Regions from separate parts of the Mus musculus genome. Here regions 1 and 3 are each linked to region 2. Evidence: chromatin loops called from intact Hi-C (ENCODE). Cell type or tissue: left cerebral cortex. All regions are shown on one strand.

What was found. Peaks named below come from ENCODE experiments on the same cell type or tissue, not always from the same donor. Only the 100,000 strongest peaks of a DNase experiment are listed, where the experiment ranks them.
Region 1: a loop joins it to region 2, with 2.2 times the contacts of the local background. A loop is called at or near these places in 2 of 42 quality-filtered maps.
Region 3: it touches region 2 in a loop (1.9-fold over the local background); 2 of 42 quality-filtered maps call a loop at or near these places.

Annotation. Positions count from the first base shown.
Region 1 is chr4:59,463,689-59,471,688 of GRCm38, reverse strand. No RefSeq gene overlaps it. Among named protein-coding and RNA genes, the nearest start is that of Susd1, 29 kb to the right of the region's middle. In left cerebral cortex, no CTCF peak of the experiment used is centred here; no DNase peak of the experiment used is centred here.
Region 2 is chr4:59,543,907-59,551,906 of GRCm38, reverse strand. It overlaps Ptbp3 (polypyrimidine tract binding protein 3), which reads left to right and starts at 2,543. Exons shown (of 14, transcript NM_178164.3): 1 at 2,543-2,759. In left cerebral cortex, no CTCF peak of the experiment used is centred here; DNase peaks (open chromatin) are centred at 2,503, 3,052, 4,170, 4,470 and 1 more place; H3K4me3 peaks cover 2,737 bases; H3K27ac peaks cover 1,239 bases.
Region 3 is chr4:59,435,034-59,443,033 of GRCm38, reverse strand. It overlaps Susd1 (sushi domain containing 1), which reads left to right and starts at 4,401. Exons shown (of 17, transcript NM_001163288.2): 1 at 4,401-4,828. The coding sequence starts at 4,711. In left cerebral cortex, no CTCF peak of the experiment used is centred here; a DNase peak (open chromatin) is centred at 4,891; H3K4me3 peaks cover 1,135 bases; H3K27ac peaks cover 414 bases.

The DNA.
Region 1 (8,000 bases), 80 kb after region 2:
GTCATCTATTCTTTAGGTATAATTCTCATTTTTAATGAAAAAAGCACTTCCCTGTTTTTAAAACATACTGCTTTGTCAGGCATCCTCCATTGCACATATAAATCAGTGTACTCCAAGGCTCCTCCCCTCCTTTCCCCTTTGTATCCAGGGAGGCATGGAGGATATGACCTTCAGTGAGTTGGAGTCCTTTTGAGTTCAGTTGCTAGCTGGCCATATATTGCTTCACTCCAGACAAACACTGGAGTTCAGGAGTCCTGAAGAGTCATGTCTGTTTTACTCAAAATCTCTAGAAAGTGGGCATTTATTTTTAGCACAAAAGGAAATTTTACAACACTGCTCATTACCTACAGCTTACCCATAGGATCTATTATTCACTTAAATGTTACTAAATAACAATTTCAGTAAAAAGGGGCAGAAGAAAAAGATAACCCTATAACCAAATGAAACTTTGATCAGTTGATTAACTGAAATGTGTACAGCAGAGGGCATAGGGTTATCACCAAGAGCTGTGCCAGTTTTAACATGACAACTAAGAGACCATGCTTCAGTTTTCAGTTGATTGCAGTTCTCTTTACCTTTACTGCCTGCTACACGTAAGTGCTATGGTTTTATATTCCCAAGCACAGATAACAGCAGGATTGTGAAGGTCCATCCACAGTGATAGGGGGATGGGATGGACAGGGCTTATGTCCTCTTTACCAAGCCCAACTTAAAAGACACTGGGTATCTTTTAAAGACGACAGTGTGCTGGGAGCATTTTGCTAAAAAATTTAAGCTGACTATATAGTTTGGCAAACCTAGCCCTTTAAAAAGTTCATTCCTTGCAGTTATAGGGCCTGAAAATTCAAGTTGTTTTTCAACTTCAGTGGGAATTTGACACCATTTCTCTTCATGTGCAGTTTTTCTTCTGATACTACCTGTCTTGCTGTGTAGATCTTGTGGTCTTTGTGTGCCTCCCTTTGGTTCTCTTCCCTTGTGTTTGTCCTAATCTTACAGGGCAAGCAAACTTGGTGTAGTGGCACATGCCTGTAGTCCCAGCACTGCAGAAGTAGAGACAGGAGGGAGGATCACTTGGGTTCCACTCAGAGATGATGTTTCAAAGCAACAGAACAGGCATAATTAAGCCCAACCATACCATCTCACCTTGCTTTATCTACTATAGGCCTTGTCTCTAAATACAGTGTGAGATGTGGGGAGTTAGACTTCAAATGTGAGTTGGAATGAGGGGTACACAGTTCAGCCCACAGCACTGTGGAATAGGAATTACTCAGCAACTTACACTGCTTATGCCAACAGTTGAGTTGCATGCTGGGAAAGTAAACATTAAATGCATGTGACTTTTGGGAGAATGCAGTATAGTGGCCATAAAGACCATCTAATTTTAAATCATACCTTTGAATTTCTGCCTCTAAAGTTCCAAAGCTGGATGGTGTAGCTGCTATTCTGCCAAAATAAATACTGCTGAAGCTGCCATACAACTAGTGATATGGCAGTACCTATTTTTTACTAATCATATACTTCTACTCTAGACATAAGCCATTTGAAAGCATTCATTGTTGCTCAGACAGGTGTTATTTGAAGAAAAAAGAATAATAGAACACAAGTCTGTGTGTGTGTGTGTGTGTGTGTGTTTGGGACAGCGTTTCTCTAGCCCTGGCTGACCTGGGATTCAACTTTGTAGACCAGGCTGGCCTCAAACTCAAGAGATCTGCCTGCCTATGCCTCCTGAGTGCTGGGATTAAAGGTGTGTGCCACCATTGCCCAGCCGGAACCTGTTTGCTGAAACAAGGTCCCATGGCCCAGGCTAGTTTCTAACTCTTAAATAGTGCTGGGGTTAAAGGCATGCACTACCACTGCCTGGCTTCTGGGTCTAGTTAATCCTCAATGTGTTAATACTTGGATGGTGCTACTGGGTAAAACAGATGGTTAAAAGGATTAAAGCTATCTTGTGTCTGTTATAGAGATTTCTTTCCCAAGGCATTCCTACGTCATGCCTTTTTTTGTTGTTGTTTCTTGAAATTAATGGGAATTTGTCTTTTTTGAGTTCCTATCTTAACAATTAAAAGGATAAAAATAAATGGTTTCATGAAAGTTAACTCCATTTCTGAACCATTGGGTTTCAGCATGGAATTCACAACTAGTCTAAAGAAATAGAAAAAGAATGGATGAATTCCTGTGAAGAGGCAGTAATGGTTCTTTTGGAAGAAAGTGCCCTCTGTTAGATTTAAGTCAGCACCTATATCTTTGTTCTTGGCCTAAGATTATAGAATTTGCAGAATTCTTGATCTTGGAAGAATACAAATGTCAAGTTGTAATCTGCTTATAGAGATTGTCCTTAACCAAAAGAAAGCAGATATTGAGTATCTAAATGTCAGCAGATGTACACTTTAGAATCAGATGCAGATCAAGAGATAATAGAACATTTTAAAATGGGGCTGTACAGTGATTACATAGAAGAGTCTCGCAGATGGGATGTCAATCAATAGAAGCAGTACAGAACTTAGAGGACGTATTTGCATCAGGTTCAGAAATAGGACCTTGGAGTGACCTTGGCAAAGGAAGAGATTGAGAGGCGGATGAGTCTGTATTTCACGTCTGTGCCAGTTGCTCAGAAGCATTGATTTTCTGATAATACATCTTTGTCTATGTAGGATTTGTGTTTCTGCGTTGCACTTTAATGAGGTTTTAAGAAATTATCAAGCCCAAGGCTTGTGTTGCTTAAGTCAGAAGAATATCCTATCCACTGAAGCTGTCTTAGGAAGAACTCAAAAATGCCATGGTCTAAGTTTACTGCAAAATTCTTCCCCATCTGTGTGTATGTCAAGTTTCACTAACAAAAGACCTTGTTTTAGGTAAAATTGATCTTCTCAATGGTTTGATACCCAGCTAGATTCAGAAGTGTTACATTTCAATGCATATTAGCTTTGTATTTGCAACTCTAAGCCTGATCAGTGGGTTGTTCTCAAACCAAATGTGTTTTTATCTAGAGGAGCCAGGCAGACTATGTTAACTCTATCATCCCCCCCTCCCCAAAAAAAAACTGTAGTAAGACGCTTACTTACACTTGTCACTGATATTCTTAACCCATACACGTATAATATGATAGAACCCCATGTATCTAGTATCCAACTGCAGTTACTTAGCTGCGTGGTAATCAAATGTAGGGCCTTATGCATCCTAAGCAAGTATTCTACTGCTGAACTATACACCCAGCTTTCTTTGTGTTTATTTTGATATGCCGAGGTTTGAACCAATGTCAACATGTTTGCTAGACAAGTTCTTGCCGGCTAAAATGCATAACACAGTCTCTCCTCTGATCATCAACAGTCACTGCTGGCCAGTGTGGTTTCATGTCTCTCCCCTTTTTTGCTCACCTTCAGGGTTATTTTTAAACCATTCTGTCCGTATTAAAGCGTGGTTGTCAGTAACAGCTTTTCTTCCCATGATTTGTGTTTTGCTTGTTGAACTGAGCTCCTGTAGAAAGCTTTTGCTGTCTGGATGTTGCAGATTGGGTTTCCCAGGGATCCTAACTCCAACATCTTCTGAAAATTGGTTGCTCATTCAGACTAGTTTCCTTCCTTCCCTGCTTCTATTTCTATTCTTCCTTTTTTTTATCTGGCAAGAATACTTCATAGATGACACCGTGTCCTGCCTTGTGACAGCAGTAACTATTGATAATCATTTCCTAGCTCCATTAATTTTAGCGACTATAAATTGGTAAAACTGTGCTGTTGGGGATTAAGCTCATACACGACCTTGTACGCGATAAAAGAGTGCTCTACCACTGAGTTACATCCCCAGCCCACAAAGCTCTAATTCTGTTGCTTGCTTCCATGTATTAATTGGATTGATTCTGTATAAGAGAATTGTCTCAGTACCATGTATTTGGTATTCTGAGATACACAGTTCTAGTAACAAAGAAATTCCTGGAGAGTCCTTGCCCACTTTGTAAATTATTTTGAATCCTCCAAATCCCTTAAAAGAAAAAAAAAAAAAGACTTGTGTTCCTTTGACATTTTTCTAATATTTGTGATAGTAAAGAGTTGTATAATGAAGCCTTGTTTCTCTCACTCAGCTAAAGCAATTCATGACTGCTGTTTTATATACCCAACATGCCTTTCGCCTTACTAGGAGGAGCAGGGCCTCTTGCAGAAGACCAGCACATGGTGGGTATCTGTTGATATAGTTACTTGCCATGTGCTTTGAGTGTAAGTACTTCTGGTTGAAGCCTCCCTTTTTCTTGGCAGCCACTGGTCACTACCTCTGAAGCCAGAGAAGCCATGGGCTTTTCTGAATAATAAGACTAGAGTGACCCTAAGTTGGGCTCAGTAGTAAAAGGCAGCCAGCTGAATGGTCACTCAGAAAAGGAAACAGAGGCTGTATCTCAGCCTACCATGATACTTCCTCTTAACTTCAGGGAGTTTGGTACACAACAAAAAAGTAGAAGCATTTTTAAAGAGTATTCAGATCCCTGGATCTATGTCCTCACTAGAACTGTTGGTTCTAACCTGTATTTTTCTCACTGATGTTTTGACCTGGACAATCCCAAGGATGTCAAGATAGTCTGCATATTGTTTGCTAGGGCTGTCAGAACAGTATCACAAACTTAGGTGGTTCAGATAATAGTTGACTGGGATGTTGTCATGGCCCTGGGTCTCTCCTCAGCAAAAACAAGGTAGAGAAGTTCATATCTCACGTTCTTGAAATTGCAAATATGAGATCAAGGTGCCCATGGGTTTAATTTCTTCTGAGATCTTTTCCATTTGCTTTTGAGAGAAAGAACCAATTGGATGGATGATGGAGTAAGGATTTGGGGGAATTGATCCACACACAATCATGGATGCCTGTGGCCTGTGCTCTGTGCTCCGTGCTCAGTGCTCAGCGTTTGTTGAAGCCTGAGGTCTCAAAAACAGGCATGTGTTAAATTCCTTGCCAAACAGAAACACTTCCACAGACTTTTGGAAATGGTTTTAAGGACAATCTGCAAACCAACATTTCCCGCAGAATATCTACAAAATGGTCAGAGTCTGACCCAGAATAGCTCCTCTGTCTGCCATCACAGCTCTCAGTGCTGCATCTCTGCTGCTGAGGTTAAATCCTAGCACGGTAGAGGTAGGAACATTATTTGGCTTAGAACCTACTCATGAAATGGAGCTATTTCTTGGGGTATAGTTTCTATGGGGTCTGGGTCACTTCTGTGTCAGCTTATGTTGTGTGTGGTTTTTTTTTTTGTTGTTGTTGTTGTTAATAAAGGCAACTCCACCCCCACCCCCAAACCCCAGCTGCTCCCACTACAGACTCCTGGGCAAGCTGAGCCAGTCTACTGTAAAAGGTTTCCTTCCCTGTTCTGTCTTCCCGATTCCCTATCTGCCCCCCTCTCCCTTCTCTCTTCTTTTACTTTTTTTTTTTTTTATATTGGCTTCATCCTTGGATTTTAGTCCTAGCAAGACTCCTCAGTCAGAATTTCATATTAATGGAAATACTCTCAATATTTGGTTCACTTCCCCATTTCCCACTGTTGGTATGGCCTGTCCTCAAGCAAGAATTCCTTTTCCATGCCCTGATGGCAGCGTATGTGTTGCCATTGCTACTCCTGTATCAAGAGTTTGCATTGAGCCCTGCTAATTTGAGTCTTGAGTGATTCCTAGCATGATAGTTCTAAACAAAATTCTCTTGTAGTGCATTTGGGGATAACTTTCCCACCAACCAGGGGCCCAGACTGTCACTCAGAGAGGCACACTAGTGTCCCAGCTCCAGTGGGCAGCTCAGATGATACTTCAGGAAAAACAAACAACAAATAAACAAAAAAGCCAGACCATAAAACCATTCCTAATCTGTAAGAAGGATCTGCCTTCTGGGCTGCTGACTACTCGGGTAAAGAGTACTTGTCTACTGTTCGTTGGACAAAAGAAACCAGAACTTTAAGAATCTATTCAGTTGAAGATGCCAGAACTGGATTGGATAAACTGTGGTGCAAGCTATGCCCCCAGAGCATAATTAAGAACTGTAAAGCAGTCATCTGACAACAGTGTGTTTTAGCAGCCAGGGGAGAGAGGAAGTAAGCCCTACCAAAACCACTGATTCTGGACAGACTCTGTAGTCTCCAGTAGAGACAAGGAGAACAAGTTCCAGAGAATGGGACCAGTAGCCCAAATCACTACAATGTTTTCTGAGATGTACAATTTTCAACCATGTAGAGAAACAGAAGTATTGTCCATAAAGGAAGCAAAGCAGAGCAATAGGAAACATTGTGCTGGGGCTAGAAAGAGACTTACTGTTACTGTAGAGCACCCAAGTTCACAACTGCCTGTGCTCCAGCTCATGGATATCCAAGGCCTTTCAGACACTACACTCATGTACAAGCACACACACACACACACACACACACACACACACACACACACACACACACTTTTAAAAGTGATTGTATTAATTAGAGACACTAAGTGTCAGATTTATTGGATAAGCATTTTATAGAAGCCAATGTGTATGTTCAAAGAATGAAACAATGCATGGTTAAAGAAATAATCAAACATCCAATGTTACGTTAAATACACTCTCAGAAACTTATTGCATGGAGCCATGGAACTTAAGGAGGGAAAAGAAAACCAAACAATGGAAACAGAAAGTTCACTAGAGGTTTCCAATACTACATTAACCGGCAACAATTAGAGATTAGATAATTTGAGGAACAAAGGAAATAAAGAGCCTTGATATAGGAGGCTTCCACGTCATAGGGGAGCATGTTGAAAATCAAAGAAAAGAACATCTTTAAGCAGCAGGGGGGAAAATTAAAAAACAACAACATTACTTCTGAAGGAATCATAATAAAATTAGCTGACTTGGCAGAAGCAGAGGAGGCAGAGAGCAGTGGGAGGGACAACATTGAAAGTGGAGAGGAAGCCAGGTGTAGGGCTGGAGACATGTCTCAGTGGTTAAAAGCGCTGAAAGCCGAGTGACGATGGCTCACAACTCTAATCTCAGCATCCAGAAAGCTCGGCAAGAAGGTTGTCTGTTTTGAGTCTAGCCTGAGTGATCTATGTAGTTCTGGCCAGCCTTTGCTACAACGTGAGACCTTTTCCCAGCTATAAAATTAAAAAAAAAAAAAAAAATCTATCAACTAACAGTCTTGTATACAACAAAACTGTGGTTCAAAATAAGAGGAATCCAAAGGCTTCCCAAGCAAAACAGACCCATGACTTCAGTGCTAGCAGACCTGCCTTAGAAGGAAATATTAAAGGCAAGTGACCTCTTGTCATTCTTGCATGTAAAAAACGCTAGCCAGCACTTCAGCACTTCCCTTGGGGGGTGTTGTAAATTGTAAAAACAAGAAAAAAAAAGCAAGAACATGACAATGGCTATGAGAAGGAACGTTTGTTAATGCCAGGTCTGAAATAATGCCAAGCAAGTCACCCTGTCCCACATCATCTAGGAATGTGTATGTTGGGTAGGCCAAATTGTTTTTTAAGTCACCGTGCATGTCGTGAATTACCGAACAAGAACCCTGAGTATTGACTTATGCGTTACAATTTTTTTTGCAAGCAGGGAACCCCACAAATACTGGTGTTGGCAAGACTATATATTGTTCAGCAGCTCCACAGATATGTGAATAAATGACTTTATACACGGATCTCCATTTTCTGTGTTAGAAACAAAGGGAAAAGACTATAAAGGGCTACCAGATAGACCCACCCAACATGACTGACTTCCACAGTGAGTTGAAGACTGAATAACATAGTGGAGTATTTGTCTCAAATCTGAACACTGAGAGCATCTACTTCCACAGTCAGGGTGAAGATCTCAAGTCACATCTTACTGATCCGTTTTCCTGCTGTCTGCCCCTTTCTCAGGTTCACCTTCTCCTCTACTCAAGAGATCTCGTTCTATCCCATCTATAAATCCTGTCATCTAGGTGTTACAGAGCAAGGCTGTAATGTGTTTGGTGGAGTGCCGGGGAGGACTCCTTGCATTGGTGGCACCAATGTAGATCTGGTGTAAGG
Region 2 (8,000 bases):
TTTATTCAGGGTTATAGTCTTTGAATCATAGACTTTTTTTTTTTTTTTTTTTTGGTTTTTCGAGACAGGGTTTCTCTTTATAGCCCTGGCTGTCTTGGAACTCACTTTGGAGACCAGGCTGGCCTCGAACTCAGAAATCTGCCTGCCTCTGCCTTTCGAGTGCTGGGATTAAAGGCTTGCGCCACCACGCCCTGCTGAATCATAGACTTTTTACAGTGACTTGGTATAGATAATGAGTCTCAGGTCGACTTCATTAGTTTTAAAGAGTGACAACTGGGTCTGGAGGGATAGCCCAGTGGTTGACAACACTTACTGCTCTTGTAGAGGACCCTAGTTTGGTTCTTGGCACCTGAGAACCTCAGGTGGCCTGTCTCTTTAGCTGTAGGGAATCTGATATCTTCTTTTGGCCTCTCCACAAGCACTTCATTCACATATGCACATACTAACACATTTAATATACGTAATTAAAAAAAATTGCTGGGCATGCTGCTGCACACTTTTAATTCCAGCACTTGGGATCTCTGTGAGTTCAAGGTCAGACTGCGCTACAAAGTGAATTCTAGGACAGTTAGAGCTGTTACACAGTCATTATTTTAAAAACCTTGTAAATTGGCATATTGGTTTTAGAATTACCTTCATGGTATTTATCAAATTTGATGTGCTTATACCCTTTGTTCTGGAATTCTATCTATAATATTATATTCCATAGATGTAACCATATGTGGTCATAGCTATGTGATGTTTTGTGTGGCATTGTTAATTATTTTGAATAGCTACAAATAATTTAGGCATCCACTATTTTGGAAAAAAACTTAAATAAAATATGGCACATTAAATCATGAAGTACTATGGGGTATTAAAATGAAGTAAATTAAAATATTGTAATTAAAAATAGTTAAAGTAGGCAGGCATATGTCAAAGTTCAAGGCCAGCCTGGTCTACAGAGTAAGTTTCAGGACAGCCAGGGCTACACAGAGATCTCAACCCTATCTTGAAAAACCAAGCAACTAACTAAAAACAAACACAAACAAACAAACAGGGAAATTTATTATAAAATATACCTCAAATACAGCAATAGAACACTCCATCGGCTGCTTCTCTCTCCCTTCCTCTTCTCTCTCCCTTCCTCTTCTCTCCTCTCCCTTCTTCTCCTGAGTGAGTGCTGGGATTAAAGTCATGTGCTATCACCACCTGGTCCGCTGCTTTTCTCTGACATTTTATTATTACTTTATTTTTCTGTGACCTAGGATGGCCTGAAACATACTATGTAGCTCAAGGTAGCCTTAAACTCAGGTAGGAATTATAGGCACAGTTATGTGCCTATATACCAAGTTGCTATTTTAAAATCCCATGTGGCAATGTAGGGTGGAAATGTTTCTAAACTTAATGTTTAGATTTAACATACAAAATGTTTTTTGACATCTTCTTGAAAAGGGGAACTGAAATTTCTTTAAAAATGACCTTCCTGAATTGCAAGCTGGTTATACTTTTTTTTTTTTTTTTTTTTAAAGAAGTGTCTACTTATTTTAAAGTAGGTAATCAGGAAAGAGATTGAAGTTGTTACTTCCTTTGAAATGGTGTGGGCAGACTTTGAAGACATGGCTTAAATGGCTCAAATTTCAATGATCTGTGAATTGAAAAAGCATTCCGTTCGTTCAGAAGTAGATGTGCTTTGAAAGAGGGGGAACGTGTGTTCTCACTAGTTATACACATTATATGTACTAAATAGCTGTTTTACGTTTTACGTGTAACTTGGTTTTGCTCATACTAGAGGAAAGGGTTTTGGTGCAAACAAAACATTTTCTGGCTGTGAAATTTCGGAGATCTCTCGCGTACCTGGGAAAACATTAATCCTTTCCAATCAGGCTCCCCCAGCCCCGCCCCGCGGAAGGATGAATAAATAAACTTATAAAATACTGGCATTGTAATGGCCATTAAATAGCTATGCAATGAAAGTTTCTTTTAGTATTTGATTGTTGGGTAGAAAAGCACTCAGATTAAAACCGTGTGAAAGTGAAGATGGACTTCAGTCCTGGGCAGTCTCATCTACTTCATTTCTTTCCCAACCACACCTATCCGTCCAGTGCAGGTCTCGGAGGTCAGGGTCTGGCGGACAGGCTACCGTCGCTGCTCTCAGGTCCGGAAAGACCACTGTCCACCCCTGCCCCGTGGACGTCGCGCGGGTCCCCTGCCGTGCTGCCAGCAGTGTCGCCCGCCAGTAGTAACTCTGCTCTGCTTCAAAAGTTCCCTGGGGTCCCCAGGCTTTTCTAGCCAGCACCGTTCAGGGCCCTAAGCCTGAGTCCCGGGAGCCGGAAGGCCCGCGGGCTTGTAGGAGGGCGAGTCGCGAAGCGGGAAGCACAAGGCGCGCGTTCCCGCGAACGCAGGCGCGACGCTGGGCGGGGGGCGCGCACGCGCGCGGAGGCATGGGCGGGGGTGGTGGTGTCGGGGCGGGGCAAAGAGGCGAAGGCGGGAAGAGGGCGCCCTGGAGTCCAGCCGAGCCCCGGGAGGGCGTCGACGCCGAGGGGGCGGGGCCAGGCGAGGCGGGAACGCGCTCGCGGGCCGGGAGGGCGGGGGCGCGGCGCTGGCGAGAGCGTGCCCGGTCCCCGCCCCTGTTTCCCACTCTTCCTTCCACCTCTGACCGGCCGGAGCTGCGGAGCGGCTCCGCTCGCTGGTTTCCCGGAGCCGCCGCCCGCTTTCTCCGCCCGCGGTGAGCCCGTCAATCCCCGCACAACGCGCTCCTCCATCTGGGCCATGGATGGGTAAGTGCCGGGTGGCCGTTCCGGGGCTGCGCTGGCCTCGTTTCCTCTCGGCGACGCGTCCCGCCGAGGCCGGGGAGCAGGGCGCGACGCCGGCTAGCGGAGGAGCGGCCCGGGGCTAAGCCCGACGGCAGGGACCTTGGGAGCGCGGGGGTCTGTCCGCCGCGGTCTCCGCTTCCTGCGCGCGGCGCCCCCGTCACGTCCGCCCCTCGCAGCCTCGGGGCGCCTTCGGGAAGCAGAGACGAGCCAGGGCCGGGGTGCCGGGCCGGACTCCCCACACTTCCTCTCAGAAAATGGTGCGCGGCGCTGGCGGGGGCGGAGGCTGAGGCGGCCGCGGCGCTCGGGGAGTTGCTGTTTACCGGTGGGGTGGGGCGCGCGGCGGAGCTTTCCCCCGGCGGCGGGCCCGGGCGAGCGGCGACAGCCGTCTGGGCGGCGACCGGGTCTCGAACTGCGGGCCCGTGCGGGTCTCGGAACCGGCGGGGTCTCCCGATTTGGGCTGTGAGATACGTTAACCACTTCTAAATACCGAGCGTCTGCACTTTATCACCAGGGACGCTTCCTCTTCGTTCCCCACCCCCAAGAAACTTCGTGAATTCGCCTCGGGCGATGTCAGATATTGTGTAAGTGTAGATTTCCGGGCGCTTTCAACTGCTCGGTTTAAATGGGGTCTGTGACTAAAAGGGGGAAAAAAAAAAGAAAAAAGAAAAAAAAAAAAAGATTTACAGTCACCTTTTCCGAGCTCGTAATTTCTCTGGGAACTCTGGAACATGGGGCAGGACCTGATGTATTTTAATAAAAAGCGTGAATTGAGGGTCATATAGTCAAGATTAAAAAAAACCACCAACAACTCCAAGTCAATTAGAAATTCCACCTTTTATTTATTTAAACCTTTGCCGTTTGAGTTGTTCCTTAACCCCCTCCCCCGCCGACTTTTGTTGACAAGGATTCTATAAACTGCGGAATGGTGGAGCATATAACTTGTTTGAAAAGTAAAATACATTTAGTAACTTGCCGCGTAGTTGATCATACGTGTTTAAGTGAGGACACTAGAATTTTACAATTTTTGCCCTCGTTAGGTTTCGTTTATCTTAATTTCACAATATTGTGATATATGGTTTATCTCATTTGAATGCAGATTGCACACTGCTGCAGATATCAAAGTGCAATTTTAGATTTTGATTTATGGTTGTGATGCTCTTTAAAGTATTTTTATTTAATGGGAGCTACTTTGCGAGCGAACGCTTCACCTTGAGCATTGGCTTCTCATTACCCGACTCTGATTCATTTTACGTGTGAAATAACTTTCAGTGATTTATGCCATAAGTGCCATTATATCAGTTCAGGAAGGGCTATGAAGTGTTCGTCTTCAGAAGGTTCAACTTCGGGTGTGGGGAAACAAGTTAGCTTTTTGTGTGGTGAGATTTAAAGGGCTTGACTGTTCGCTTCTTCACTGTGAAGTGCAAGCTCCTCCCCCACAGCGCAATGGTGGGGGGCAAGGGTGACTAGGAATAGTCACCCTTATTCAGCATCTACGGTTTATCTGATCCAGAACAGAGAATCCATAGGCTTTTAGTGAGCATTTGCTACTTACTACATCTTGTTAAAAATTACCTTTTTAGTTGGCTTACAAAGTAACAGGTTTTAAAATGTTTCACATAGACACACACACACCACCTCATTCATTCTGCTCATACTTCTCTGCCCTAGCCTTCCCAAACTGACTTGTTGATAGTTTTTAAGAACTTTGCCTTGCTTGTGGAATTAAAGCTAAGAAGCCGGTGATGCAGACGGAGGCATTCAAATGGGGAAATGTTGTTTTGTACATCAGGACCAGCAAAGATACTATTACACACTCGTAAAAAGTCTAGTGTATCAGCTATTTATCAGGCTTACGTTTCAGAGAAATGAATACAAGTTTCAGGACTCCACAAGGAAAAAAAGGAATGGTTATTGTTTAAAACAGTGAAGTTTATACCACTTGATGCAAAGGCAAGTTTACATACCTTTAGGAAATTATGACTCTATTGATTAGTAACGTAATACAGAACTGATGTGTAGCTTTCTTTTAGGAAATATGGAGCTAAACTGCTAACTGAAGCTATAGAAGAGGCCAGTTTTGGTATAGCTGCATAGGAGTTTTCACACATTATCTTATAGAGTGTCGCTTTTAATATAGTGACCTATGCCCCAGGCAAGCTTATTAAATTTCATTTTCCCACAGCTTGCAAAAAGCCCATTTCCTTTATTCTGAGTAGTTAAAAAACAAAAACAAAAAAAACAAAGCATACTAGCCAACATATTTTTAGTTCCTCCTCGAATCCCAGCTCTCTGCCTCCCCCCCCCCATCCCTGTGTGTGTGTGTTCATGTATGTTCTTGTGTGTTTGTGTGTTCGTTCATGTTCATTTCTACCATGGTTTTTTGTATTCAGAACAGTATTGATGGATAACATTTTTAAAATAGTAAATCTGAATGGTGTGTACAAACTGATGCTTGTAGTTATTAGCCTGGGAGACAGTCATGCTTTTGTGAGGCTTTCGGGTGATATGAAGCTGACTTACAAGATGCTTTTTGTGGCTGTAAAGTTCAAGCCCAGGTTCTGTTTTACCGAGGCTTCAGGGTGTGATCACTCCTGTCAATGATTTAAAAGAATGAACTTTGATGATTTCAGTTTCGGTTTGGACTTGTCAAAGTGAGATAAACACATGCTTATTGTATTGAAGCACAACTGTTCTTTCCTACACACTAGAGAGTAATTTGTTTCTTGCGTTGATGTTGAGGCTTTGCTTTTGAACTCTGCTGTTGCTACACTGTCTGTTGTTGTTTTTTTTTTCTTTATTAACATTTCACAGTTCATTTTTTCATTATTTGTTATTATAATGCTTTTTCTTTTTCTTTAATCTTATCTGTCTTTTAAAACTTGTTCTCTAACTTTGTTTTCCATTTTCTCTTTTTACTTTTTCCATACAGTGTTGTTACAGATCTTATAGCAGTCGGTTTAAAGGTAGGAATCTTTTACTATCCTTTCATAGTTTTTATATTTTAATTTTGACATTTCCCCACCAGTGGTGAAATGATTTCACCTGTTCACAAAATTGTCTTTTGTTCTGTGTGGTAATAGTCTTTTACTTTTAACTCCAAAATAAGTAGGCTTGTGGCTAATTTTGGATTTTATGTACCTTTTAGGAGAAACTATAGTATTATGTATGGAAAATTGAAACCACCCAAAGTATTACTTAACAGAATTGGGAAGGGGGAGATTGGCTTTGTTTTTGTAGTTAAAATAATCATAGGCCCTGATATTTTTTTTAAAATCTTCTTTTGTTGCTGCACTTATGAATAATAAAATAACAATAGCTGATTTTTTTTGACTGCCAACTATGTGCCATGTGTTTTACCTGTATGCGCACTAATCATTATCACATCCCTTCAAGATGGGTAATTACTAGTCTTATTTTAGAGATGAAAAAGCAGGTTGAGAAAGTTTGTCCAAGGTGTTCAAATGCTTGTCTTCCTGTTCAGTTTTCAAAGACTTACCCCTTTGTTGTTGTTGTTGTTGTTACACCTTGTTGCTAGCAGTTAAGTCTCTATCTAAAACGTGACTATCTAGAGAACTCAATATGTCTCAATATGTTGTAGTAATGATTTTTCCAAGTTTCAAGTCTTTAGTTACACCAGAATTTTCTCATTATTGGATTACAAAATACAAATCAAGAAAACAGTACTCCTCAGTCAGTATGAGGGTTTAAAACTATAATTTGTCTTTGGGTTGGAGAGATGGTTCCGCAGTACGTACTTACTGCTCTTGCAGACAACCAGGGTTCTGTTCCCAGGAGGTATACGGTGACTCACAACTACCTGTACCTTCAGTTGCAAGGGGTCAGATGCATTGTTCTGACCTCTGAGTTCACATACATAGTCAGGCATGTACACATACATGAAATTTAAAGACAAATAAAATAAAATAATAAGATAACTGTCATAAAGTTTTCTTCGATATTTGATACTGATTTGGGAATCTAGTTCAATAGGCCACATAGTGCAGATTACTGGAGAAAGAAGAACAAAATCTTTACCTTTGCATCTATTTTAAATAAGCTAGGTTTATTTATATAGTGTGATGGCTTTCTAGTCTGTCAGAGTTAGCACACATCCCACCATGGCTCCCTAGCTCTGTTTTGTTAGTCAGTTCTGTTTGTTTGTGTATACTTACAGGATGTGATGGTAGTGCTTGTATTCTATGATTTCTTAAGAAATAGGCATAAGGAGAAGTTAGAGAATGGGGTGTCTAAGACTAGCACAGTTGAGAACTATCTTTTGAGGTTAGGTAGAGTTGGCCTGTTTTGGCAAGCTCTGAATATGTTTATGAGTAGGAAATTAATAGAGGCAGCCTTTTCTGGAACTGCCTCCTCCCGTATGTCATCAGTTTCTCGCTTAAGAATAATATGCAGAGATTAGAAATTCAGGCCTCAACTGTGTCTCTGAGGTGCCTGTGGAAGAAGGGATATTTAAGTGAATTGTTTTGGTCTTTAAAGATGTGTTTTGTGATTCTGGCTTTTTATCTGGCCAGAAATAAATACAGCAGACATTTAAAAAAGATACCACTTTAAGGTTAAAGAATTATGCTTATTTTATTATGGTGAAAACTCATCCATAATAAATGAAAGAAATTTAAATGTTATGCTTAGGAACCAGATATGAATATTTAAGATTGGATTTTCTGTTTGTATCTTTTGAAGTAACCATTTTGAAAGCAACAGCTCTGAAGAGATGATAAGCTGATTAGTTAATTCAATAGGCAGCCTATATTAATATATTTATGCATGTTATAAAAATGTATACTATACATCTATTCAGCATCTATATATTGAAATACTAGAATTGTGCTTTAAAATATTCAATGTACTTTCTGGCAAGATTGTTCTTTCTTTGATCTCACCAAGGAAATTTAGTTATTACCAAATAATGAGTCAGTAAGACTTTCATTTCATTCAGAATATATGAAAAATAAGTCAATATTTGTTTTCTTTGTTTGGTGTTTGAATAATACAACACAATTAATGGTTTTAATTAGCAAGAATGGAATTTAGGCAGTGTTCCCTAATTTTGCTTCGTGGATTAAAAAGGTATTTATTTAAAATTAGTTAAAATTTATTTTATGTGTATGAGTGTTTTTCCTGCATATATGTTAGGTGTATGTTACATGTGTGTCTGGTGTTTATGGAGGTCATAAGAGGGCAATCTGG
Region 3 (8,000 bases), 110 kb after region 2:
TGCTTATAACATCTTTAAGTATGTGGCCTATTTCAGATGTTTTTTCCCTCCCTTTTTAAAGGCTGATAACTATTCCATGGTACATATGAACCACACATTCTTACCCACTCAGTTCTAATGGACCTACGTTTGCTTCTGCCTTTCTGGTCATCATGAATAATGCTGCTAGAGACACAGGTCTACACATATCTTCATTGTCACTAAATGTCTTAGTTGCATTTAATGTGCATTAAAATGGACTTTAATGTTTTGTAACCTGTGATGACTCGCAACTCTAGAATTACCAGGGATTCCTTTCTTACACCTACAAGGGTTGAATAATTTCTCTCTGGTGTCTTTGGAAGGCTCTCTTGAGCATGCATATCCGTTCTGGGTCCTTTAGGATCCACTTCGAATAGGTAGGCTTTAAGTACTGTGTATGCATCGTGTGTGTTCATGGCGTGCACATGCATGTGCAGATATGCTTGCTTGTGTATGGGCATGTGCGGGCCAAAGGTCAATTTTAGGTGTCTTCTTCTAGCACTCTCCATGGGACTTAGTTTTTTGTTTGTTTGTTTTATTTGTTTTGTTTTGTTTGTTGACTGAGTCTCTCATTGAGCTTAGAGCTTGCAGTGAACCTTCAGGTTCCCCCTGCTTCTGACACCCAGCTTTGGGTTACAGGTATATGCTTCTCGGCCTGGCTTTTGGCAAGTGTACTGGAGATCTAAATTCATAAGGCTTGTGCGGCCAGCATTTTGCCAACTAAGCCAGCTTCCTAACCTTTGAAGTCCTTCATTTAACTACATGGATGTCTTCTGGTAAGTAAATTAAAATAGAAAAGTTTTTTTTTTTTTTTAGTTTGAAATAAAGTGGAGATTGGTGTCCCATGCCATTCTAAACAAGATCTTTCCTAAAATGAAAAAAAAAATGATATTTTAGTGGTGCAACAATTATTCTTTTTAAGCCAGGAAACTGGCATTTGTGTGGCTAGGGAAGTCACTGACTGCAGCGAACATTGTAGATAGCAACAAGATAAATCATTTTGCATTGGTAAGAAGTGTATTTTCCATTTTCTACAGTGGTTCTTATACAATGATTCTGAGTTAAAATGTAATACATGATGAAGACTGCACATTGCATTCATATATACACACAATAACTTGTGTGTATGCAGTTTTTTTTTATAAGGGTCATTATTTTATTTTCCTCACCCCAGCCCTTTGTGGAGGTCTTGTGTGGCAAAGCTAGTCTAATGCATTCCGTAGAACTAGCTGTTTCATTGGTGGCTTGTTTTCCTGTTTAAAAGCACTGTTGCATACTTAAGTGTGAGCGTTTGAGAGGAAAGCAAGAACCCCAAACTGCTACTTCCATTTGTACTCTCTAATTCAACACAGAACATATGTGTCCATATGGGTGGGTGTTTTTCCACATACACAGTCAGAAGGAAAACAAGGGGGAGGGGATTAAATTGAACAGTTACATTGAACCAGTGACTTGGGCAGCCCTTGAACCAGAAGAGGTTCCGGGATTGATAGTATTAATAAACAGGAAAAGGAAAGGGAGGAACAGAAAATGCATGTGACTGTAGAAAAAGGAAGTGGGGTACAGAAAAAGGAAGTGAGGTGCAGAGACAGCTGGATTGGCTACAGGAGGTGGCCTCTTCAGGCTCCATATGCCCCACTGCTAGGTGTCTCAGCTAAAGTCCCCCTCATAGACTCCCTGGAGGCTTCCCCACTTTAGCTCTCTGTTGTGTCCTAGAGATCCCCCACTCCCCACTCTACCAATTTTTGTTCACTCTCCTGGCCCTTTCTCCCTACTCTCCCTATACCTGACCGTGCCCCCGATATTTTTCTTAAGCCAAATATTTTCACAGCAGCCATTTTTTCTGCTCCTAATTTAAAAGTGGTTCACTGTTCTCTTTTGATTCTTGAAACAATACTGATGAAATAATCTTTCATGTTGTGACTCAATGTGCGGATACCAGTGCCGGAGGTCACATGTAGAGGCCAGAGGAAACCTTCAGCCACTTTCCACATTATTGCTTTGAGAGAGTTTCTCTTAGTGAACATGAAACCTACTGTTTGGTTTAGGCTGTTTGTCCAGTGAGTGCCTCAAATTTGCCTCTTTCTGCCTCTCAGTGCTGGGTTAGCACCATGTATAGCGATGCCTGCCTCTTTTAATTGCTCCTGGAGATTCTACTTCATATTGCAGAGCAAGTGTTCCTACTCACTGAACTATCTCCCTAGCCCCACCCTGACTCCTCTTTTAAATATCTGAGACATTCAAATAGCCCAGGCTGGCCTTCAGCTTGTATTGTAGTTTGAACTCCTGATCCTCCTGCCTCTACCTCCAGAGTGCTGGGATCACAGCTTGCACAACCTCAATTTTATGCCCAGGGCTTCATGCATGGTAGATAAGCATGCTACACCCTCAACTCCTGGTTACTTTTGATCTTTATATTTAGTGGCCCTGGGTGAGCTGGCAACACAAAGAAGAGATGGTTGCTGGACACAGTGGAAGGCAGCAATGCCAAGAAGATGGTGCAGCAGCTAAAACATTCCAGAGCATGACAGCGCAGGATAGGGAGAAAGGCCATGGAGACAGAGTACTGTGAATAGCTGAAGAAAAAAAAAAAGTCTGTGTGTCTAAGCCACCAGAAGAGTTCCAAGGAGCTGTCAAAGTCTCTGGCCACTGGGCTGCAGGGCTGTAATGGCTCCTATAAGGAGCTGATGGTCCAAAAACCCAGAGCCCTTTCAGGAGTTGCAGTCCCAGTAGGAACTGCCTACTGCTCCCTCATACTGCTGTTGGAAGAAGAGGGTTGCAACAGTTGCAAAATGCTGGGGTTTGCTGGTGGTTAAAGTCCAGAGGAACAAGCCTCCAGCCTGAATGCCTAGTCATGTCTCTGGCTTGTAAAGCATGAAGCAATAGGCCCCTAGTTATCACCGTCCCTTAGTCCAGCCCACAGGCTCTCTAGACCTATGACCTAGAGGGCACCAAAGCCAGAAAAGCCTCTCTGCTTGTCTCAGAGTTTTTTGTTTGTTATTTTGAGACAGGCTCTCCCTACGTAGTTCTGGCTATCCTGGAACTTGTAGTGTAGATCAAGGTGCTTGGAACTCACATCCTTCTGCTTCTGCCTCCTGACTGCTGGGCTTAAAGGCATGCACTGCCATTGTGGTCTCAGGATTTCTTTCTATTCAGGTAAAGGACCCCAGACAGACAGACAGACAGACAGCTCTGATTGATAATATTGTCATCGGGGTTATTTAAGTTAACGTATACTCTTATAAAGCCACAAACAAACCTAGTCAGTAGGACATTCATAAAAGTACACTTTTGAATTGAATAATCCACGGAAAGTGGGTTAGATAGCATTTACTCCCATGCATGCTGAAAGAGACACCCAGTAATTTTCCTTCCCATGTCCAAGTCTTGGATAGTTGTTTTTTCATGCATCATGTTTTTTTTTAAAGTATATATACATATTTATTTTGCAGAAGGGCATGAGAAGTAGAGATAAAGGTTGTTTTAAAAATGTCTTGAACAGTGGATTTGTGCAATGACCTGTGAGGGTTCCTGGAGACTGGTTTTGCCCAAACACCTAGAGACATGTTCACACTTTCATGGTGCTCTACTACTTCCCAAAGCAGGCTTCTTTCTTTGTTGGACAGAAATAATCTTCAAGAAAACTTGTTACAAGAGACTAGGAAGTTTATTTTAACGGTTTCTTCCTAAGGCAGCCCAAGTTCAGCCCTTATATGGGTGTATTTGCCTGCCTTAGAGGTAGGGCTAGTTCACCGGTGAGAAAGCAAATGAGGGTACCTGCTGAAGTGGGGAGTGCCCCCTGCACTTGGGCGGGCCCCACAGACAAAACTGATCTTCCTTCCTCAGCCTCCCTCAACCCCAATTCCTAACTCACGTTAACCCTCTGCTCCCCAGTCTCCCACCACAGTCCACCCAAAGCATAGATCTAAGCGACATTCACAGTTTCTCCTTGATCTAATATTGTCCTTTCTCTAATATTGCACTAATCTTAAGACGTGGTGGACTCTGTCCCTGAACACTCCATTTCTGATTCTCTCCAAAATTCAGAGGATCACCTGCCCCTTCCCGGATCCCCTCACGCCCTGATGCTGACCCTACTCTCAGAGCAGAGTTCTTTAACTCTGCCATATATTTCTCTAACCTTTTGTCCCCACCTTAAAACGGTCCCTCGGTTTCTAGAATACACGGTTGTCCTGTCTTCCATGTCTTTCTCACCACGTGTCTCTCCCCGTTCGATTCCTAACGTGCCAAGGAGGGCGTCGTCCAGCAAGTAGCTGGAACTTTTGTTTTGTCACCTGTTCCAGCATGTGCACCCCGGGTGAACTGGCCCATGACTAGTTTCCTCTCCTTTCTTTCCCTCCGCGCGGGCGGCCACCACCTCCCAACTCTCTGACCCGTCCAGTCAGAGACCCTTTCCTGTGGCTACTGCACTTCTCTGGTCTCCACAAGTCACACTTGCACTGCGATGTTTCCCCCCTAGCACAGTCCGCTTTCTCCCCGTGGCTCAGCTCGCGCGCAGCCGGTGCACCAGGCGCACCTAGATCCGGGGACCTGGGACCCTGCTCCCCGCCGGGACCGGCGCAACCCGGCGCCGGAAGCCTCTGCGCCGCCCCTTCCTCGCGCCTCTGGCCTTATCTCCTTGCACAGGGGCCTCCGGGGAGTGGCGGGCGCCGGGAGGGAGCCAGCGGCATGGGCCGGGGTCCCCGGGGCACGCGCCGCTCTCCAGGATGCGGGTTGCAGCGGCTGCTGCGGCTCGTGCTGCTGCTCAGCCTAGCCCGCGGCGTCAGCGGAGAGCCTGGCACGGAAGGTGAGTGCAGGGTACTCGGCGCGCAGGACGCTTCGCGCTCCGGATCTGGAGGCGCAGAGTCGGGGCGTGGAAGGATCATGGAGGCGGAGCGGCGAGAAGCACGCCAGACTGCCCGCCCCGGGGACTGTGGGGTGTGTAGTGGAGGCGGCCCTGCTCCAACTCGCGTCTCCCGGAGTGGGTGGGGGTGGGGTGGGGACTGGACTCGGGTGGGGGTTTGGGGGACCGGTGCGCCGCGTGGAGGATGTGGGAGGGCGAGCCGCTGGTTCTACAGCTTCCAGTCTCCCTGGCTTTTGCAGGACAAATTCCTGACCTGTAGTGGCTCTCCCACCACCACCTGTCCCTTTCCTTATTTTTCACTTCCACGAAGAACTAAATGTTAAGAATGTAAAGAAGAATAAGGAAGTTTATAGGAAGAGTTTATCCTTTAGTTCATTCATCCATTCGTTTATTTAGTCTGTTTATCCATGCATTTGTGTATCCATCCATCCATCCATCCATCCATCCATCCATCCATCCATCCATCCATCCGTAGAAAGTCCTTTAATATCTTCCCTGGGTCAGATGTAACCGTGCAATGTTGGCGTTCTAGTGGTTCATAGTCCCAAGGAGAGAGGCAGGCAAATAGTCTGTGTTTTAGACAAATTGGGACCAGTGAGCGTGGTGGGATTTACCTGACACGGAGGATTCAAACAGGAAAATGAGGCGAAGTCTGCCCACATAATAGCAGAACGTGTCAAGTGCTCTGAGAAGGTGTACTGGTCAGAGGAGAGGACAACTGTGTTTTACTGGGCAGCCATTATGCATGAGACAAGCTGAGCGGTTCCTTGGATTTCGGAAAAGGGGAGGGGTGCCCCATTCCATAGTAAGAGGTCTTTAGAAATGTGTGTAAAAAGGAATCCAATGTGTGAGATAGGTAGAAAGATTGCCTGCCGTGAGTTCCAGGCCAGTCTGAGCTACATAGTGAGTTCCAGAGTAGTTTAATCTACAGTGTGAAACACTGTGATCAAACAAACAAAACGAAAAGCCCAACAGAGTAATGGATGGATTTCAGACTGGGGATAGCGTGGGAAAGCAGGACGCAGAATACAGAAGGGGCTAGAGATGAGAAAACAGACTGGATTTGGCAAGAGGGAGTCAGTCTCATCTTGACTGGCAGAGAGAGCATGGTGTTTGGGTTTAACTGTTCCTTCCTGGTGAGAAGCCACCAGGAGCCATTGTAGGACACTGAGGGAGTGATGGCAAACAGTACATACATACAAGGACACCCAGTCTCTCTCTGGCATCTCCTTAATAAAGCCAAGCACTGAGCTCCAGAGTGGTGGTGGTTCATGCTTAATCCTAGAATTTGGGACACGGAGGAGGGAGGCACCATGAGTTTGGGATTAGTCTGGACCATAGAGTGGGTTGTCTCAAAAACAAACATTTGCAAAACCAAACAGGCTCTAGAAGTGGAAAAGAAACGAGATGAGTGGGCTTAGTGGAGCAGATTCCTGCCCTCCCAAATTCTCTTATCCTGCTACTTTGTTGTTGTTTGGGTTTTTTCCTGAGACAAGGTTTCTCTGTGTAGCTCTGGCTTTCTTTGTAGACCAGGCTGACCTTGAACTCAGATATCTCCCTGCCTCTGCCTCCCCAGTGTAGGGATTATTGGTTGCCTAGTGAATTTTACCATTACTTTGGGTATTTGATGTCTCAGCTTTCTAGAATGGCTCCCCTCCACCTCTGACATCTGGTACTTCAGTAGGCTTTCTTCCTTCCCCCTTGGGTCTCTGTCTTAGGGTTTCTACTGTGATAAAACAGCACAGCCAGAAACAATTTGGGGAGGAAAGAGTTTATTTTAGCTTACAATTCTCAGATCACAGTCCTTTAGAGAAAGAAGTCAAGGCAAACACTCAAGGCAGGACCATGGAGGCAGGAATTGAAGCAGAAGCAATGGAGGAGTGCTGCTTACTGACTCAATCTCCATGGCTTGCTCAGCCTGCTTTCTTGCAACACCCAAGAGTACCAGCCCAGGGGTAAGCACCCTCCAGTGAGCTGGATCCTCCTACAGCGATCTTCAATCAGGAAGATGCACCACAAGCTCGCCACAGGCCAATCTATGGAAACGTTTTTCTCACTTGAAGTTCCCTTTTCCAAAATGACTCTAACTTATTGTGTCAAGTAGACATAAAAGTAGCAAGCACAGTCTCCCATAACAGTGTGAATAAAAACCTATAGATAATTGAAAACGGTTTTAGGATCTGTGTAAAAACTCTAGCCTAGCAAAGTATCAAGTACAGTTCATTGAATTATTGGTCTAAGATGGCTGAATATAACCAGAAGTCACTCTGTCTACACTTTATTTCTTAGATGTTTTAGATGCTGTGGATTGAACTCAGGACCTTGCATCTAAGCATACACTTTACCACTGAGCCACACCTCCTGGCCACCTGGAAAGTGTGAGATGTTTTGGGGGAAATGAAGTTAGGGCTGCCTTGTTGAATGACTCTCCTTAGGTAGACAGTTTCCTACAAACTTAGAATCCAGTTCTACAAAAAAAAAAAAAAAAAAAAAAAAAAAAAAAAAAAAAAAACAAACCCTGCTTTCTCAAAGGTAGAAAATGTGGGGATGAAATGATCCTCCTGCCCCAGCCTTAGGTGCTGAGAATTATAGGCATATTGTACCATGTTCAGTTCAAGGATGGGTTCATGGAGCAGAGTAGTTTAGACGATAGGTGCAAGGAAGAGAGAAGGCTAACATTCCTGGACTAGTGTGGTGCTGAGGAAACCAGAATTGGAGCTCACAGCATGCTGAGAAAAAGTCAGTGACTTTGACTGACAACACAGGATTGCTCTGATAAGTTAGAAGGAAAAGCAGGGTGCTCTTCAGTTGGGCTGGTCAGGTCAGAGAAGGATTTGGGGAGGAGTAAGTCCTGTCTACTCACACGTTAGACCAGCAGGCATTATTCAGCAGGGAGAGGTGGAAATACAAGAATGGGCATGATATTTAATTGGGTCCTTGTAAAGCTGGGCCTCAGGTGGGAGAAACTAATCCCAGGAAGGAAGACCAGGAAACTGTTGTCTCCTCCTCCTCCTCTTCCTCCTCCTCCTCCTCTTCCTCCTCCTCCTGGTCAGATTTCAGAACCAGGATGGCAGCTCTCACTTAGTGGAGTCCACTGGGCACCGTCCACTTCTCT